Linked DNA regions of Homo sapiens: all the other regions are linked to region 1. A link is a contact called in ENCODE Hi-C or POLR2A ChIA-PET data. All regions are on one chromosome and are shown on one strand. The core of a region is the stretch at or near the end of the contact, and the rest is flanking DNA. Distances in the headings are between cores, read along the strand shown.

Region 1 (3,642 bases), core at 157-2,656:
TCTCTAGAGGTCATTTTTCTAGACAGTCAACCTGGCTAGGCCTGGAGCCATGCCAGCACAGGATGGGCCTTCAGTAAATGTTGGTTGAATAAATGAAGAAATGCCTCAAAACTATCAGACAGCTATTTCCAGACCCGGAAACTTAGACCATACTTCTTTTAGTAACTAATTCTAAGCCTGGTAACTTTCAATATTAAAAACTCAGGTCGGACGTGGTGGCTCACACCTGTAATCCCAGCACTTTGGGAGGCTGAGGCGGGCAGATCACTTGAGGTCAGGAGTTCTAGAACAGCCTGGCCAACATGATGAAACCCATCTCTTCTGAAAATACAAAAATTAGCCAGGCGTGGTGGCATGCGCTTGTGGTCGCAGCTATTCAGGAGGCTGAGGCAGAAGAATCACTTGCACCTAGCAGGCAGAGGTTGCAATGAGCCAAGATCACACCTGGGCAACAAAGCAAGACTTCATCTCAAAAAAAAAAAAAAAAAAACTCTTATTCATGCTTAATTATACATGAAGTAGAGTTTTAATATTAATCTAAACTAATAAAAATTATATCACTGAAAAGGAATCACAGTAAAAAATTAAATTATTAATATTTAATAACTTTTGCTGCAATTTAACCCCACATTTAGATTCCTATTTCTTTAATAAATGAATCTCCAAGATATCACTCACTAGTCATGGTTCAGTTTTAAAATGACCAATTTTCACCATTACGCAAAGCTTTTGTATATACTGAGTTCTAAAAATGCCTTTTGAACTGGTGGAAAAGCAGCGTGCCCAAGCGTGTCAAGAGCTTTACTCTGACACCGTAATTCTATTTTGGATAACCTACCTTAACAAGATAACATGGGGACTCATTGCTAAGTGCTCCTAGCTACAGAGACCATGGTGAGTCAAGATGGTTTAAGGGCAGTGTATTGGGGTTGAAAGGATATCACCTCTTGTTTCTAGGTGAAGTAAACACTCCAAAGCCTTAAAAATAATTCTGAAACTAGCTTCCTGTTATTCCACTGCAATACCAACAGAAATTTATAATCAGAACTGGACATACTGAGATCCTTCTGCAATTTAAATAGCTGGCAAATGGAAATGTTTCTCCAGTGAGTAACTGTCAAGCATTTGCCATTTATTTCCAAAATTAATGATGCTGATGTTAGTGTTTGTCTGCTTAGCCAGAACATTGCTGTGGGGATTATTTAGCAACATTTATTTACTGCAGGAAAAAAAAAAAAAAAAGTAGCAATGGGCTTTACATTTACAAACCACAACATAAGAGAAAGAGAAAATAAACAATATAAAAATTATCAGGCTCCTCCTGACTCATGGTTCTCTAAACACTACAGCTTCTCTTCTGAGAACCACTCCTCCCTGGGGAAGCAGCCAAGAGGAGTGACACAGACAGATGGAGTCCAGGCTTGAGCCTGTCAACTTACCAGCCAACTGACGATGGACAAATTGCTTAAACTAAGCCTCAGTTGCTATCTGTTAAATGGTAAATTGCAGATGATAATAGTTTGATCATCTCAAGGTCACTGTGAGGATTGAGTGAGATAATCTAGTATGTATTTTGATTTCTCCTTTTTTCCTTTATTTTTTGAGACAGGGTTGTCTCAGGCTGTTGCCTAAGCTGGAGTACAGAGGCACAATCTCTGCTCACTGAAACCTCCATCTCTCAGGTTCAAGCGATTCTCCTGCCTCAGTCTCCCGAGTAGCTGGGATTACAGGCGTGTGCCACCACATCCCACTAACTTTTGTATTTTTAGTAGAAATGAGGTTTCGCCATGTTTGCCAGGCTGATCTTGAACTCCAGACCTCAGGTGATCCACCAGCCTCAGCCTCCCAAAGCTCTGGGATTACAGGCATAAGCCACTGCACCCGGCCTCCTAATATTTTAAACCTACACTGGAACTCTCCTCTCTCCCCACACCCGCTAACCCATTCTCCAATTCAATCAAATCACATTGCCTCCCACTGCCTTCAGGAGAAAGCTCAGCCCCCTCCACTGCAGGACTTGAGAAGCCTCTAGGATCCTACCCCATCTTCCTTCTCTATGTCACAGCTCCAAATATCCCTACCCCCAGTCAACTCTAGGCACACCAAACTGTTTAGGGTTCCCCAAACATGCCACCCCTAACACCCTATTCCTCCCATATCTCCATCTGTCTCCCTAACATTCCAGTGTTTCAAACTTTAGTGCTCTAGTTCTTAGAAACCACTCTCATACTTCAAATTATCTTCAGTCCTAGAAGAAGTCTTAAATAGTACTACAGAGGGAGGGAGGTAGAATACCAAGGTGGTGTTTTGGTAGGACCAAATCTATCCTATTTGAAGACATATACTTATATAAGCTAATTATTAACTATTATAGTTAATATATTCTAATTCTAATTATATTGAAATAATTAGTTAATATTATATTCTAATTCTAATTATATATTATACTAATAATATATAATTATATCAGAATAATTAGTTAAAATTATATTCTAATTCTAATTATATAATTGTTATATAATTCTAATATAATTATATAATTCTAATATAATTATATATTAATTCTAATATAATTATATAATTCTAATATAATTATACATTAATTCTAATAGAATTAGAATATAATGTTATTATATAAAAAATATATTAACTACTATACAAGAAAATACAATGCGGCTGGATTAACTTTTTCAATCTACATAAGAACTTTATAAGGCAGATACTGTTATCTCCCACATTACAAATGAGAAAACGGAAGCACAGAGGGGTAAAATAATTTGTCCAGATACACAAGCTGAGACGTATGACTCCATGAAAGTTAGTGAGTATTACTCAAAAACCAGTCTTACAATGACAGTGCTTCGACCCAACTCTTAAGCACTGGCACGTACTACTTCCCTCGACAGTAACAACTAAGGCAATTTCATGTGGTGTGTCATGGATGATCACGCGGAAAGCATTCGGGGAATGTGTGAGCCAGCCCCAAAGAAAATGCCAGAAAAAGCCAGGCTCAGTGGCTTGCACCTGTAATCCCAGCACTTCGAGAGGCTGAGGCAGGTGGATCACCTGAGGTCAGGAGTTCAAGACCAGCCTGGCCAACATGGCGAGGCACTGTCTCTACTAAAAATACAAAAATTAGCCGGGCGTGGTGGCGGGTGCTATAATCCCACCTACTGGGGAGGCTGAGGCAGAATTGCATGAACCCGGGAGGCGGGGGCTGCCATGAGATGATATTGTGCCACTGCACTCCAGCCTGGGCAACACAGCAAGACTGTCTCAAAAAAAAGAAAAGAAAAAACAAAATGCCAGAAAAAGAAAAGAAAAAGAAAAGCCAAGCAGTAAAAACCTCCAATGCCAAGTTTAGTATCCCATATCCCATAGAAATCGAAAACAAGATCTATTTGAACACCCTGCTGTAACCTAACAATCATGAAAAATGAAAACTGGTAGCTTATTTTGTGTCATACCAAAATTGGGAAAAAACACGTATTTTTCCCAAAGACCTGATGATTTTATGAGAGATTTTTATGAGAAATCTGAAATATCATAAACCAGCTGCTTAAAGCTCATAAAGCCCAAAATCATTTCATTTCAAAAAAATAATGTACATGGATGTCTGAAATCTTCATTAGTGTTTTCTCC
Region 2 (3,529 bases), core at 44-2,543, 86 kb before region 1:
AGGTTCACATCATTCTCCTGCCTCAGCCTCCCGAGTAGCTGGGACCCACCACCATGCTCAGCTAATTTTTTGTATTTTTAGTAGAGACGGGGTTTCACCATGTTAGCCAGGATGGTCTCGACCTCCTGAACTCGTGATCCACCCACCTCAGTCTCCCAAAGTGCTGGGATTCCAGATGTGAGCCACCGCACCCAGCCATCTGTTTGTTTTTTGAGATGGAGTCTCTGTTTCCCAAGCTGAAGTGCAGTGACACAATCTCGGCTCACTGCAACCTCCGCCTCCCGGGTTCAGGTGATTCTCCTGCCTCAGCCTCCCGAGTAGCTGGGATTACAGGTACCCACCACCACACCCAACTGATTTTTGTATTTGTAGTAGAGATGGGGTTTCACTGTGTTTGCCAGGCTGGTCTCAAACTCCTGACCTCAGGTGATCCACCCACCTCAGCCTCCCAAAGTGCTGGGATTAGAGGCATGAGCCACCACGCACGGCCTATAATTACTTCTATAGAAAGATATGACACTCTGTTAACAAAAAAAAAAAAGTAGAAATCAACACACAGAGTATCTTCTGGGAATGGAACAGCACATATATCAAGTTTCAATACGTAGTAATGATAGCTTATCAAATCTGTACTTTAAAGATGGTTCATCAATAAATGGTACTTGGGAACGACATAAAAATGAATGCTAAGTTATATCCCAACTGGATTAAAGAGTTGAGATTTAAACAACTGGGCTAGGAAAGAACCAGAAAATATACATAAGTATTTTTATATCCTAAGGGTCTAAGCATGACACTAAAAGGAGAATTCACAAAGACAAAAATTACTAGGTCTTAAAGAAAAAAGCTGTGAGACTTATACTATCAGATTTTAAAACTTAAAATTAACCCCTACGAGCCTTCTAGTTTCCAATGCAGCAAGAAAGTTGCTTGGACGTCATCACTGTGTCTTAACAAGTAAAAAGCTGAACAAATTGAAAAATCAACAACTGTTCTTAGATCCATCAGAGAAGTGAGGTCACAGGGCAAACCTGCTGTCCCCATAATTGGAGGGAAAAACAGGCAGGCACAGAGAATCACAACTTAACAGGAGCAGAAACCTCCACAGAGACCAGCGCTAACACAGGGAAACTGAACTGTAATTGACAAAGTGCTGGAGGCTCAGTGTGGACAAGTCTGACACATAAAAATTCCAGACAGACCCAGTCATTAGGGGCCCTACACTTTTGTGAGTTTTACCTACTGGAGCTCTGCCAGATTCTCACAGTAAGTATACAGGGGGAAATCCCTTGTGCTTCCGGTAAGGGGAGGGAAACAGGAACCATTTGACATGTGTCAGAGCATTCTGTTGATAACAAGGTCTGCTCCCAGGAGAAACGATTTAACCAGAACCTAACTTGCTTGGTTTTATCAGAGCCTAACTAACCAAGTGGAAGAGAAATACCCAACTCCAGCCAGCACCGGCCTTCCATGTAAGAAAAGGGAAATAGCCAACTGCAGCACACTCTAGCCAACCTGTCCCAAGGGGGAAGAAAAAACTGAGAAGTATTTGTGAAGTTCACAGTCCAGGGGTACAGCCTCACTAAAAGACTGAGACCTAGACTGGGCGCGGTGGCTCACACCTGTAATCCCAGCACTTTGGGAGGCCAAGGCAGGTGGATCATTTGAGGTTAGGAGTTCAAGACTAGCCTGCCCAACATGGTAAAACCCCGTATCTAGTAAAAATACAAAAATTAGTGGAGCATGGTGGCGGGTGCCTGTAATCCTAGCTACTTGGAAGGCTGAGGCAGGAGAATTGCTTGAACCTGGGAGGCAGAAGTTGCAGTGAGCCAAGATCGTGCCACTGCACTCCAGCCTGTGACAGAGCAAGACTCCGTCTCAAAAAAAAAAAAAAAAAACACTGAGACCTAATCATAAGACTACAGAATGCTTCCCCTCCCCATACACCATACCATCACATTATTAAAGGTCTAGTGAGAGCAGTTCCTTTTACCCAGGATATCACGTTCAGTGACAAGAAGTTACAAGGCACACTAAAAGGCAAAAAGCAAAGTTTAAAGAGATAGCACAAGGATCCAAACCAGGCTCTGACACGGCAGGGATGTTGGGATAACCCGACCAGATGCAAAGGGCTCCAGTGGATAAAGTACACAGCACACAAGAACAGATAGACAATGTAAACAGAGATCGAAATCCTAAGAAAGAACAAAATCGAAATGCTGGAGCTCTAAAACACTCTAACTTTGGAAATGAAGAATGGCCTTGAGACTGGATATGGCTGATGAAGGAATCTCTGAGTTTAAGGATTCTCAACAGAAACCTCTAAAACTGAAAAGCAAAATGAAAAAAGACTGAAATAAACCAGAATGGAATATTCAGGAGCTGTGGGATAACTATAAAGGGTGTAATGTATGTGTAACAGGAATACCAAGAGGAAAAGAAAGAGAGAAAAGAACAAAAGTAGTATTTGAACGAATAATCACTCAGGATTTCCCCATGTTAATGTCAGGCCCCAAACCACAGTCAGGAGGCTCCCAGAACACCAAGTAGGATAAATGTCAGAAAAACTATAGATAAGCATGTAAGTTTCAAACCACAGAAAATCAAATATTTAACAAAATCCAGAAAGAAGACAGAGGGAAAAAAGCCTTACCTATAGAAAAGGAAAGAATGATTTCAACTTCTACCCAGAAAGCATGCAAGCAAGGAGACGGCAGGGTGAAATATTTAAGCCCTGAAAGAAAAAATCACCACCTAGAATCTGCACCCTATGAAAATGTCCTTCAACACTAAGGGAGAAATACTTTTTCAGACAACTGGAATCTGGGGGAATTTGTTGCCAGTAGATCTTCCTTGAAAGAAATGTTAAAAGAAGTTCTTCAGAGAAAAGGAAAATGATACAGGTCAGAAACTCAGATCTAAGAAAAGAAAGGAAGAACATCAGAGAAGGAGTAAAATAAAAATGTTTATTTTTCTTATTCTTAATTCATCCAACAGATAGCAATTTGGCCAAAATAATAAGATAGCAACAATATATTGATTATGCATGCCTATGTATAAGTAAAATGAGTGATGGCAATGATACAAGGACAGGAGGGAAGAATCAGGATTATTTTGTTATTATAAGGAGGCCGGGCACAGTGGGTCAAGCCTATAATCCCAGCACTTTGGGAGGCCGAGCCAGGTGGATCACTTGAGGTCAGGAGTTCAAGACCAGCCTGGCCAACATGGTAAAACCCTGTCTCTACTAAAGATTAAAAAAATTAGCCAAGTGTAATGGTGAGCGCCTGTAATCCCTGCTACTTGGGAGGCTGAGGTAGGCAAATTGCTTGAACCTGGGAGGTGGAGGTTGCAGTGAGCCGAGATCAGGCCACTGAACTCCAGCCTGGATGACAGAGTGAGACTCGATCTCGAAAAAAAAAAAAAAAAGATTATTTTATTATCATAAAATACTTGTCCTACTCAGGAAGGAATATAGTGTTCTTTGAAAATGGACTTCAATTACTGGTAGACCTATATTACAAACTCT
Region 3 (3,513 bases), core at 36-2,535, 120 kb before region 1:
ATGTGACTCTCAGAAAGAGAGGGAGACTTATTTTTTGTACCTCGTTCCCATTGAGAATAACTGTTTTAGAGGAGTATTTGTTGACAAGGGGTAACTTTTTTTTTTTTTTTTTGAGACAGTTTTGCTCTGTTGCCCAGGCTGGAATGCAATAGTGCCATCATAGCTCACTGCAGCCTTGACTTCCCAAGCTCAAACCATCCTCCCACCTCAGCCTCCTGAGTAGCTGGAACTACAGGCACATGCCATCACATCCAGCCAATTTTTTTTGTATTTTTTAGTAGAGATGTTTCGCTATGTTGCCCAGGCTTGTCTCGAACTCCTGACCTCAAGTGATCCACCCACCTCGGCCTCCCAAAATGCTGGGATTACAGGCATTAGCTATAACACCTGGCTGCAAGGGGTAATTTTTATGTTACAATGATGAATTTTTTAAAAGCTGAAAACAAACTTATACATGCAGCATGGCATTAACAATATAAATATATCTACACCAAAAAAATTTAAATGAATTTTTTAAAAGCTGAAAACAAACTTATAAACGCAGCATGGCATTAATAATATAAATCTATCTACACCAAAAAAATTAAGGTTTAGAAGGAAATACAACAAAAGTTTTGGGATCAGAAAACACGTATACATACACACTTTTTAATAGTATTGATACTTAAGATGAGATTGGTTGGGTTTAACAGTCTCTTGATATGCCTGATCTCCGCTATCCATTACAGTAGATACTTAAAACTCTCCTGCTCTGCCAGGCGTGGTGGTTTACGCTTGTAATCCCAGCACTTTGGGGGACCAAGGTGGGCGGATCATCTGAGGTCAGGAGTTCGAGACCAGCCTGGCCAACATGGTGAAACCCCATCTCTACTAAAAATACAAAAATTAGCTGGACGTGGTAGCGCATGCCTGTAAACTCAGCTACTCAGAAGGCTGAGGCATGAGAATCACTTGAACCCAGGAGGCGGAGGTTGCAGAGAGCTGAGATCACACCACTGCACTCCAGCCTGAGCGACAGAGCAAGACTCTGTCTCAGAAAAAAAAAAAAAAAATTCTCCTGCTTAAAGATCAGAAATTTGGCAGAGAGTAGAAAAGACATGCCTTGAGTTCAGTAGAACCTAAGAAGATCATGCACATCAACTGAATCGTAGGACAGTGTGGCCAGAGCCTGAAGAGTCATGTACTCTACAGGTTACTTACAACAGGAAACAGAAAAACAGAGCTTGACATCCACCCGGCAACTTGGTTAGTGTGCAGGAAGATATCATCTGTGTGAAGGAGTAAGCGGAGGGTGAAACCACAAGAAGAGATGAGCGCAAGAAAGCTGAGAGGTGCAAGATGCACACAGAAGAGGCTCGGAGCACTGGCAGCAGAATGTGAAAAAGAGGGACTGTAAGCAAAGTAACCATGTAATGGCAGAAATAAAATTCCCACTGGAATTTTAGTGTAAATACTACTGTGGTATTTACACTTTGGGAAAATCAAATGAGTAGTATGGAGCAATGTTTCCTCATCCTTTGGAGGTTGGGAGAAATTAGATGAGGGTGCTTACTGACATTTTGAACAAGACAGTCCATAGTATGAAAATGATATGTGCCCTGAGAAGCAGAATGCGGAAATTTACAACATGGGAATTGTATGGAAAAGGACAAAGAAATGAGAATATTCAAAGAACGAATGACTAGTAAGGAATACAAAATGTAAACAGCTGAAGACAAAATAGCTGAAAGAGAATAAATAAGTGGTAAGGTTTCTAGAGAAAGAAAGATGCAACTATAAAATCCTAAGGGCTACTCTATATACTTTCCATCTGGGAGAAGAGCTTTCTAAAAAATCTAAAACCACCACCACAAGATGAACAAGAGAGGTGCCCTATCTACAGAATAGTAAACAGAAATAAGAGAAACAATGTCATAAAAATCAATCAGCAGAAGATCATGTTATTGCCTAAACCAGGATGTCATCTCAGACTCCCATGACTTCAAGCAACGTACTGACTTGGATGTCCGAGGATATTGACAAAAGTAAAATCTCTGGCAATGTTCCTGCACACAAAATCTATCCATCACTCCTGCATCAAATACAAATGAATAGAAATAACTGGACTCCATGTGTGCAGAAGACAGGGTATGAGAAGGATATTTAAGACAGCCAAATTATGCTTCACAAAACGACTGAGACAAAGTAAATTTTAAAGGAATATAGGGCAGCCCCAAACTATACATCTCTAAAATCAATATGCCTTAGAGCAGGTCTATTTCTCCAGAAATATTACTTGTACCAATCTACAAGTTCCCAAAGTCCCAAATATTATAGCAAATACTCCCTCCCTGGAAAATTAATCATTCAAATGCAAAAACTCTATAGTCCAGGGATGTTCAGAATTTTTTTTTTTTTTTTTTTTTTTGAGACAGAGTCTTGCTCTGTCACCCAGGCTGGAGTGCAGTGGTGCAATCTTGGCTCAGTGCAAGCTCTGCCTCCCGGGTTCACGCCATTCTCCTGCCTCAGCCTCCTGAGTAGCTGGGACTACAGGCACCCGCCACCACGCCCGGCCAATTTTTTTGTTTTTTTGTTTTTTTTGTATTTTTAATAGAGACAGGGTTTCACCGTGTTAGCCAGAATGGTCTCGATCTCCTGAACTTGTGATCCGCCCAACTTGGCCTCCCAAAGTGCTGGGATTACAGGCGTGAGCCACTGCGCCCGGTCCAGAATGTTTTTAACCCATCAATTAACCTCCCTGTGCCGAAGCTTGGTCTTGCAAAACAACAAAAACAAAAACCAGACTCTTTAGAAGGTGACTCAGTCCGTGAAGTAAGCCTATAAAGTTTCCTCCCTGGAAAGCTTATTAGTGACAAGATATGCCTGGGGGTACAGCAGTCTACTTTATGTCTGACACATAAGAACGTGAATCTGGAATGATAGGAAGATGAGCCCAGAAAGAAGAGTAGACCACACTTATTATACTAACATTAGGATGCCAAAAATTAAGCCTTCCATGCAAAATCCTTCTTTATCTAATGTGCATTATTTACTAAATAATATATATATAATGGACACATGGTCAAATAAGTGCTATAAATTCATCTCCTGAGACATCCACACTGCAACACAGATAAAATGAAAATCAAATAAAGCTGGTTAAAACATACAATGAAACAATCTCCTGGCCAGGAATTGGACCTAGCTGCCCGTTAGAGCACACAGGCATGCAAAAATAACACCTACTCAAGATGAGCCTGCAAACCAAAATTCCAAAAGATACGTGGTAATCTAACATTTCAGAAAGAGAGCCAACCTAATCTACAATTAGAACATAAGCTTTAGTGAAAGAAAATTAAAGTGACAGGACAGGCAATTTTAAAATAAATGGAAGACATGGCTTCATAAAGATGGCAACTTTTCCAAATTAATCTACAAATTCAATGCATTCTAATCAATATCTCAAAGTTGTATGTGTGTGAAAACAAAACCTGATTCTAAAATAAATATGAAAATGTAATTAAAGGATAAGCA

What was found. A loop is a pair of places that touch in the nucleus more often than their neighbours do. ChIA-PET counts read pairs that join two places held with the same protein, here RNA polymerase II (POLR2A). Pooled maps may share reads with other maps.
Region 2: a loop to region 1 is called in a map of PC-3, with 2.6 times the contacts of the local background. The contact joins two enhancer-like sites. A Hi-C loop is called at or near these places in 1 of 168 maps with a recorded cell type or tissue (PC-3), 1 of 37 single-sample maps with no recorded cell type and 8 of 50 pooled maps. POLR2A ChIA-PET finds 5 or more read pairs at or near these places in 4 of 52 experiments (CD4-positive, alpha-beta T cell, WTC11, activated CD4-positive, alpha-beta T cell and 1 more).
Region 3: a pooled map shows a loop between it and region 1 (2.9-fold over the local background). The contact joins two enhancer-like sites. A Hi-C loop is called at or near these places in 5 of 37 single-sample maps with no recorded cell type and 5 of 50 pooled maps. POLR2A ChIA-PET finds 5 or more read pairs at or near these places in 1 of 52 experiments (HEK293).

The regions. Positions count from the first base shown.
Region 1 is chr7:67,040,960-67,044,601 of GRCh38, reverse strand. The region is part of intron 7 of TYW1 (tRNA-yW synthesizing protein 1 homolog); the gene reads right to left. Among named protein-coding and RNA genes, the nearest start is that of TYW1, 46 kb to the right of the region's middle. Within about 2 kb of position 1,406, at least 13 of the 41 ENCODE cell types and tissues checked have a DNase peak (open chromatin) inside an H3K27ac peak, as active enhancers do.
Region 2 is chr7:67,127,060-67,130,588 of GRCh38, reverse strand. All of the region lies in intron 13 of TYW1 (tRNA-yW synthesizing protein 1 homolog), which reads right to left. LOC124901664 (a long non-coding RNA gene) reads left to right here. Exons shown (of 2, transcript XR_007060370.1): 1 at 1-3,529. Among named protein-coding and RNA genes, the nearest start is that of MIR4650-1, 14 kb to the right of the region's middle. Within about 2 kb of position 1,293, at least 17 of the 41 ENCODE cell types and tissues checked have a DNase peak (open chromatin) inside an H3K27ac peak, as active enhancers do.
Region 3 is chr7:67,161,208-67,164,720 of GRCh38, reverse strand. All of the region lies in intron 13 of TYW1 (tRNA-yW synthesizing protein 1 homolog), which reads right to left. Among named protein-coding and RNA genes, the nearest start is that of MIR4650-1, 49 kb to the right of the region's middle. Within about 2 kb of position 1,285, at least 3 of the 41 ENCODE cell types and tissues checked have a DNase peak (open chromatin) inside an H3K27ac peak, as active enhancers do.